2 separate regions of the Homo sapiens genome follow, and region 2 is linked to region 1. A link is a loop called in an ENCODE intact Hi-C map of the cell type or tissue named here. Cell type or tissue: Calu3. All regions are shown on one strand. Links, peaks and the distances in the headings refer to the core of each region. The heading gives the core; the rest is flanking DNA. Region 1 overlaps SV2C (synaptic vesicle glycoprotein 2C). Region 2 has its middle 17 kb from the start of IQGAP2.

Region 1 (4,395 bases), core at 290-4,289:
TCTTACATTGGGTAGAAAGTTGGAATACTAGCCTCTAAAGCTCATTCCAGAACTAAAGTTCTCTCTGATTCTAAGATCTTGTGTCTCTACCAGATAAGGCCACAAGAAGGTCCTTTCAAGTATAGATCTAAGGCAAGAAACGAAATACTTTCAAAACAAAAAACAAAACAAAACAAAACACCTTCTAAACTGCAGTTAGTCCTGAGACAAGTGTCCAAAAGTTGATAGAGGACTTGCAGCAAAATAGTGGTGCTTATTTCACATATTAGCAACTTAGTCAATCTGCTTTTCAAAGTAGCTGTCCGTAAAAACCCAAAAAGCCCAACAATAGTATTCCAAACAACTGCATGGTTCTCATTCTCTTCCAGATCAAATTTTCTTTTTGCTGTTTGCACATGGCCCCAGGAAGATCTTGCTCATGATCAACAAAAGCTCTCTGTTTATTCCTAGAAGATTTTTGTGATAACAATACAAAAATTCTAGTGGAATCCATTGTTAGGTGAAAGATTTTTCTCCCGGGGGCAAGGGGGAGAGATTACAGAGCGGGCTATAATATTTCCAGCATTAAGACAGCAGAGGTCAGCCCAGGTGCTCTTTGTTGCTGATGCCCAAAGGGCACACTTGTATACCTCTGCTAACTTGTTGACCTCTGTAACCTGTTTCTTTTTCCTAGCCCCATTTCTTGCCTTATAGTCTCTGATCCAGAACAAATCATTTAACACTTGACAATTGAAACAGCTGCTTAGCTCATGACTCAGGCCCAAAATGACCCTTAGAGTTTTGTCATTTTTGTCAAAGAAATTCCATTCTAATGGGTGGGGAAATGCATGCAACTACAATGACTGGGAGCTCTAATTTCTGGTCCTTGTGCCTCAAGCAAGGGGACATCATACTCTCCCTCCAAGTACAGTGGATGAAAATGTGACTCTGGAATTTTTAGAAACATATTTATTATGTTTCCTAATTTTCAAAAAGCTGATTTCTTGGCTTAATTTCACTGTGATAAGAGCACATACGCCGGGCGCGATGGCTCACGCCTGTAATCCCAGCACTTTGGGAGGCTGAGGCGGGCAGATCAGGAGGTCAGGAGTTCGAGACTAGCCTGACCAACATGGCGAAACCCTGTCTCTACTAAAAATACAAAAAAAAAAAAAAAAAAAAAAAAGAACACATGCTTAGTAGTTTTTTTGAAATACACTGGAGCTTGCTTTATAGCACAGTATATAGTCCATTTTTATAAATGCTCCACGTATGCTCCAAAAGATTGTGTACCCTACAGGTATTGGGTGCAGTGTCTACATACATCTATTAGGTCAAGTTTGTTGATTGTGTTGTTCAAATCATCTATACACTCACTGATTTTTTCCTCCTATTTGTCATGTTAAACTCTTTTCGGTTGTTTTTTGTGGGTAGTCCCAATAACATAGCCCATCACGTTACTGAAAATGGAACAATATACCTGTTATAAAATCAAGACACATCTATATTCCTTTGCCAATATACTTCCTGGCACCCTAATATTTGGCAGAGCGTATGTTAAGGAATTGGTGAGCCCCAAACTGTGGGATTGAGGAGGAAGAAACATAGAAAATCATGGTTACTTGAATTACCACTGAAGACACAAAATGGAATCGTTTAATTTTTATTTCTTTTTTTTCCCTTTTGACATTTCTTCTTGCCTGATAATTTCACTTTTAAAAATCATAGCGATTAGGTCAGACGTGATGTCTCACACTGGTAATACCAGCACTGTGGGAGGCCAAGGCAGGCAGATCACCTGAGGTCAGCAGTTCGAGATCAGCGTGGCCAACATGGTGAAACCCCGTCTCTACTAAAAATACAAAAATTAGCTGGATGCAGTGGTTGGTGCCTGTAATCCCAGCTACTAGGGAGGCTGAGGCAGGAGAAGTGTTTTAACCCGGGAGGCAGAGACTGCAGTGAGCTGAGATCGCACCACTGCACCCTACCCTGGGTGACAGAGTGAGACCCTGTCTCAAAAAAAAAAATAATAAAAATAAATAAATAAATAAATCATAGGGATTAAAAAATGAAACACCTTTCTGTTGAGTAGCAAAGCCATAAAAGGCTTCGCATCTGCTCGTTTGAGCCCCAACACAATATACATCCTGCCCCAACGCAATACACATCCCAGCTAGATATGTCCCCAAGCTATTCTGTAGTGTCATAGCTGCCATTTTGTATTACCTTGTTTCAAAACAGTTTCCCATAGACTTGCAACTTTTTATAAGTTGGAGATGATCAGCAAAGGCTCACCAGCAAGAATAAGCAAATGCAAATCTCCAGCCCACTCTCAGGCTTTGCTGGGAGCCATCAGAATCCTTTACTCTTGTTTTTCCTCCCCTGGGCTGTGATTACACTTCTAATGATTCATCTCACTACAGTCAGACAGGAACGGGGCTTTCCCCCAAAGCAATGAATGCATTTTTTTGTGAACAAACCTAGTACTTCCCCCACACACAACTTAGACTTCCTTCTGGAAAAATAAAACATCCAAGAGTTAATATACTGATATGTAACTCAAAGGAGGCTCTTCCTACAATACAGCTTTAAAGCATGTTTCCTTCAGGTTATATGAATCATAGAGATTAAAAGAAGCCCAAATTAATTAAATTGTTGGCAGAGATGCAATCCACTTTTGCCCATCCAGATTTATGACCCTGCAGGAGACATTCAAATGCTATTTTTCTTCATTCCCCATCCCCTTTCTCCTTTGTCTCAAAATGTCAGGCAACTACCCAGAGTTAAATTTCACCTCTGCTCTCTGGAAAGGCTATTTGGGTCATTCATCTTGGCTCAGAAATAAGTTCCTAGCTGCAACTGAATGTGGAAATGATTGGTCCTGCTGCATCCCAGTGAACGGTTTTCTAGGGCTATGCTGCTGGAAAAATCAAATGCAGAGTGACTGAGTCTGGGACTAATGCAGCAGTTTTTCATTCACTATCACTTCTCTGAATGCTACTTACCAGAAATGATCTAATGACTCAGGGAGACCACAGTGACAAAGTGCTCGAGCATAGGCAGATTGATGCTCCCTCTGGCAGAGGTGGATGTAAAACCAGCTTTGACCAGAATGCTAGTTCCCAGAACTTGCAGATTCAAATGTGGGCTTTCTATCTCCTCACACCCACTCTCATGACAGTTTTGGCAAAGGATAGGCAGGCTCGAGTACCAATTGCAGACTACAGCAGGGACACGGGTAAAGTGGATTCAAAGGTACGCAGCAGATACCTTGAATATTTATAATGCACCCACCATGTGCCAGGCACCTCACACGCATCCTGTTTCGTACATCAACGATCTTGTTGGCTGCCCAGGTAGGGCAATCAAATAAAATACAGGCCAGCAGTTACATCTGATAAAAATTCGTTTTTAGTGTAAGTATGTCCAATGCAATATTTGGGACATACTTCTACTAAAAAGTTTGTCCATTATTTGGAATTCAAACGTAACTAAGGGTCCTGTATTTTTATTTTATACATCTGAGAACTATACCCCAGGAGACATTTGGTAAAGCCTGGAGACATTTTTAATTGTTATGACCTTGGGAAGAAGGGTTACTACTGGCATTTTGTAGGTAGAGGCCATGGATGCTACTAAACATCTTATAATACACAGGACAGGCTCACCACCTTCAAACAAGAAGTATCCAGCCTAAAATGTCAACAGTGCCTAGGAGGAGAAATCTTGCTGTGAACTAGTCACAGTGTCCATCCATGTCATAGGTGAGGTACTCACAGGTAATAGACCAAAAGCTTGAGGATACTTCGAAACTTCGTTTTCTAACAGAGGTGTGAAAACCGACTTTTAGGAGACCCCTTTTTATTCCTGCATGAATGTGTTTTGTTTTTGTGTTAGTTTTTGCTATGCAATTATAAGCTCTTTTGAATATACTTTTTTGTTATAAAGTTAAACTATAGGGGTTTCCCATACTCTTTTTATGCACCTGGAAGCAACTTTATGTACCCTGAAGTTGACAAGTAAAGGTGACACACAATGAAAGAGTAAAAAGAGTAAAGAAGTGATGTTCCCCTTGGGGTTTTAGTAAGAGTGTAGCATTCTCCATCAAATACTTTCTGAAAACACCCACAGCTTATAAATGGTTATTACCACAGAAAAGTAATAACCATATATTTCCTAAAGCGTTTGCGTTCTTGTCTCATAAAAATGGGAGAAGTTGGTTCTCAAAATTCCCGTGAGTCCTCAGGAATAGGGAAACAGCATCCTTAATAAAAGCACCTGGCACTAACCACATGTCCCTACAAGTTTACACCAATAAAGCTGCAGCCATGCAGCGGGACGGGCCCACACTGGGTTCCACAAGACCTGCAGTGAGAATGCTGGGAATCAGTGTTCTCTTCAGGTCTCTCGAAGCTC
Region 2 (4,395 bases), core at 203-4,202, 120 kb before region 1:
AGAAAGTTATTCTATTCACCTAGGCAATATTGTGGTGAATATTCATAAAAACACTGTTTACATGTTTAGTTTCACAAAAAAAAGTGATTCAAAATGAAATAGCTGAATGAAGAAGGTAATAGAAGGGAATTTGAGAAGAAAAAAGGCTCATTTTTATAATATAAAATATTACCTATCTTAACAAAAAAAATTTATGTTCTTTTTACTGTTGAGCTCCGGTATAGCTATAATTCTCTAGTTAAGATATCAAGGTGGTATTCACAACAGAGAAATATGTCTTGTTCTAAAAGTTGTCTGTCCAGTCTTGCTGCTTTTAAATATTGTAGAGAATCACTCTGTGAGTGAGTTCAAATACTTCCTTTTATGCTGAATAAATAAACTTGCTTCCAAGTCAGGATGAGCAGATAGCTCCAAACACTAAACACTTACTGGCATTCAGTATGAGAGTCCTGGATGTGATCCCTCTAATCAGTGGGCTAGTACATCCTGAACCTTTAAGGTGAGGGAAAAAAAAGTGTATGAATTCATTATGTAGTTTTTTGTACAAATGACATTCATTTGTATATAATATTCTGCACCTTTTCATGTATATTATACACATACCTTGCTGTCGCTTAGTAAAATCACCAAACTTTTTACTCAATTAAGTGTCTTGGGGGCATCTACAGTTCACCTGGAGGGCATCAGGTCACCAGACGTGGAATGGAGATCAAAGAATTTTAATATCACCCAGTTCACACTTTTGCCAGAGGGCATTCCTGAGTTCTGCCAAGGGCAGTGCTCTAAGTAGAAAGCTGTTAGAGATCCTCAGCCCAGAGGCTTAGGTCTATCCTGCTAATTTTATGGGGAAGAAACTAAGGCATAAGATGCAAAGATGATGGCTGCCGGGTGGTGCAGTGACTCACGCCTGTTATCCCAGCACTTTGGGAGGCTGAGGCAGGAGGATCACCTGAGGTCAGGAGTTCGAGACCAGCCTGGCCAACATGGTGAAACCCCATCTCTACTAAAAATACAAAAATTAGCCAGGCATGGTGGCAGGTGCCTGTAATCCCAGCTACTCAGGAGGCTGAGACAGGGAGAATTGCTTCAACCCTGGGAAGTGGAGGTTGCAGTGAGCCAAGATCACGCTACTGCACTCCAGCCCGGGCAACAGAGTGAGATACCATCTCAAAAAAAAAAAAAAAAAAAGAAGAAGAAGAGCCTCATGCTGGTTAAATAGTTTTGTTATGCATTAGAGCTGGAAAGAGTGGTAGTTCAGCTGCTCCTGAAAGCAGATATGGCCTTGGGCAGAATCCTCCTTTACTATTCCCTAGAAGCCAAATGGGGCCCACAGGTACTTCATTTAGCTTGTACTGTTCAGGCCTACAGTGTTTCAAAATAAATTAGTTGCCAACATCTAAAAAAAAAAAAAAAAGAAAGAAATTGGTTTCCACCTTCTCTTAAAAAACAAAACAAAACAAAACAAAAATCTGGCAAGTGGGGCCCACAATTCCATGCAACAGGAATGGGCTGAGAGTGGTCAGTGACTGCCTCCTTAAATGGGACACAAACCCCAGTTCAGTCAAAGCCCCAGGACCTGCTGCCTAGGGTTGTGTGCCCTGCCTGTCTCTGCCTTGCTTTTCCCACCCAAAGCCTATGGAGCACTAGTGCTTTGGGGTTTCCTAACTCACCTCTGCTATTAGACTTAGCTCTGCAGAGTCTGGCTCTATCTCTCGAAGCCCTGATTTCTTCTAGGTGGCATCCAGCAAACTGGACAGTCTTATAGGTCTGTTAAGCCAGAGCTGGAATCTTATACCCTCAGTTGGCACTTGTTCATTTTCACAGGGGTTTTTTGGACCTACTGGAAAGCGTATGGTAGTGCAAATTTTAGACCGGAAGACAGGCCTGGTGGAGAGAGATTTTGGTACAGGTGAATCTGCCTATTGTGTCAGCCTGGGAGATGTGCTAGCCTTTTTGAGAGTGGGGTGAGCCAGATATTTGAGCCTGTAGTTAGGTGGTAGGGTGGTGGAGCAGTTACACCCCTCACCAGAGCTATTCCAGAAAAAGAGAAAGCTCTCCCACCCCCATATCCACCTCCAGTGGTTTCCCTCAAGGAAATTCCCTCAGGGCCTGGAGCTTCCACAGGCCTCTTTCTGGGGCCAGCCCAGCCATGACTGGGGCTGGAGCACACGAAGAAGTGCATCACAGCCACCTGATGCCAATGGGGCGCCAGGCCTTCCGGCAAAGTGCCAGGCATTGCTTAGGGAAAGATGTGGCTCCTCCCTCGCCTTGCAGGTACAGCTCCAAGGTCAAACAAGACTGGAGGGCAGCCAAGGCCAGGACGTTGGCATGAGATCCTGCAGCCCAGAAAGGGAGAAAACCTGTTTACTTATAATTCTGCCTGTGCCATTCCCCTTCCCCATAACTGGCCCTATATTCATTCTGCACTGTGATCATCAGCCTGACAGATGATTTTGTTCCTAGCTTTTCCTTTTCTCTCTCTCCAAACTTATAGAGCTGTCTGGTTTTAGAAAGTGCTTAACAAGACTTGTGTTTAAACAAGAACCCTGAGAACCTTAAGGAATGATAGGCAGAGGTCAGCAACCTTCCTCAGAGTCTCCTAGTTTTTCTTCACAGCCCAGAAGATACTGTCTGAATTTAGAAAAATCTGACTATGATCTGAGAGACTGCAAGAGAGGGAAAAGAGAGAGAGAGAACAGAATTTGGAAAAAAAAGTCCATAAAGCTTGTGTGTTATTGGCAAACATTTCTTATTTCCCTCAGTTTGCAGGAATCTGAGACTCAAGGAGCTGAATTTCAAGTCACACCAAATATTATCACCGTCTACACACATGGACTCACAGTCCAGATTTAGATCCTGGGGTAAAAGATGATAGGAAAATTAAGATCATACATTTAATGCTTAAAATCAAATGGTTGACTTGCTTAAGTGTAAATTTTTTTTTTTTTTTTTTTGAGACAGGGTGTCACTCTGTAACCCAGGCTGGAGTGCAGTGTTGCAATCTCAGCTCACTGCAACCTGCAACCTCCACCTCCTGGGCTCAAGTGATCCTCCCGCCTCAGCCCCTTAAGTTGCTGGGATTACAGACATGAGCCACCACACTAGGCTAATTTTTGTATTTCTTGCAGAGACTGGGTTTCCCAGGCTGGTCTAGAACTCCAGAGGTCAAGCGATCCACCCGCCTCGGCCTTCCAAAGTGCTAGGATTACAGGTGCGAGCCACTGTGCCTGGCCAAATGTAAACAATTTGATTCTACAGGGAAATTATTCAGTATCAAAAATTATTTTCATGAAGTCAAAGTGTATTTGTTGGGTGACTGATATGTGTACAACCTCGGCTCTAAAGGAGTTCATAGCCTAACTGGTTTAAGAAGGCATGGGTTTTGGAAAGGATTCATAACAGTACAAATCTCTGCCAAACAAGGTCAGAAAGTTATAGGAGTAAGGACATTTCTTGGCAAAAAGCAGTGCTGTGAGTTTTTACAACAAAGAGTTAGATCCATCAGGGAAGGTTTTGCTGAATTTGATGTTTAAAATGTTTTACCTCTGCATAATGGCAACCCAGTGTCTGGCCAGACAGACAGGACTATATCATATTTCCAGCATCTAGAACAGGCCTGACACATAGCAGAAGCACTCAATTTACAATTGTTGAATGAGTGAGTGAATGAATGAATTCTGGTAAAGAAAGCAGGTAGATTCCATCATTTTTAGGCATTCCTTCTAGGCACACTTCCCAGCAGAACCAATGATTATGAAAGTCAAAAGCTTCCCGTGCCCTTCACCAAGACATCATTCTAGGAGATGCTTCTCTGCCAGGGGAAGTCTGGAGTAGCAACTTTGCTACTTACAGCTATGTGACCCTGGGCAGGCTCCTGCACCCTTTGAGCCATTGTGCCATCATCGTCAAGTAATACCCACTTGACAGGGTTGTGGGAACATCAAAGGAGATAATGTAGGCAAAGCTTTTAGCAAAGTGCTAAGAGGGGCATAATAAGTGGAAACTGCTTTCTAATTCGACTTATTCTAATTGGCATAAAAGAAAAGTGCACATTTACCTGCCCTAAGAGGCTTTTTAATTTAAAAAAATTTTATTTGGTCCTTCTCTCTCCAACTTAAAAAAAAATTTTGTTCACTGGTAAAAGAAATTTTCTAGGAAAACACTAATGAAAAGCTGGGGGGGTGGTGGGGGGGGGAAGGAGAGCCACTACTGAGGCACTTAGGGGCCTCTTACTGAGGGTTCTTCCCTCTCCAGAACAGGCCAAGTGCTTCCTGACCACACCACTACATTGGAGCAGGCAGGGTTAAACCTGGTGGTGAATTTGAGCAGCATTTCCTTGGCAGCAGCGTGACAAGCCACGGTACCTTGCAAACTGCATTTCTCCCCACCTTCTGC

Evidence for each region. A loop is a pair of places that touch in the nucleus more often than their neighbours do. Peaks named below come from ENCODE experiments on the same cell type or tissue, not always from the same donor. Only the 100,000 strongest peaks of a DNase experiment are listed, where the experiment ranks them.
Region 2: it touches region 1 in a loop (2.8-fold over the local background); 1 of 110 quality-filtered maps calls a loop at or near these places.

The regions. Positions count from the first base shown.
Region 1 is chr5:76,268,387-76,272,781 of GRCh38, reverse strand. All of the region lies in intron 4 of SV2C (synaptic vesicle glycoprotein 2C), which reads right to left. Among named protein-coding and RNA genes, the nearest start is that of SV2C-AS2, 41 kb to the left of the region's middle. RefSeq lists enhancers at 1,381-1,880, 1,881-2,382. In Calu3, for the core only: no CTCF peak of the experiment used is centred there; a DNase peak (open chromatin) is centred at 2,391.
Region 2 is chr5:76,384,406-76,388,800 of GRCh38, reverse strand. No RefSeq gene overlaps it. Among named protein-coding and RNA genes, the nearest start is that of IQGAP2, 17 kb to the left of the region's middle. In Calu3, for the core only: no CTCF peak of the experiment used is centred there; a DNase peak (open chromatin) is centred at 2,230.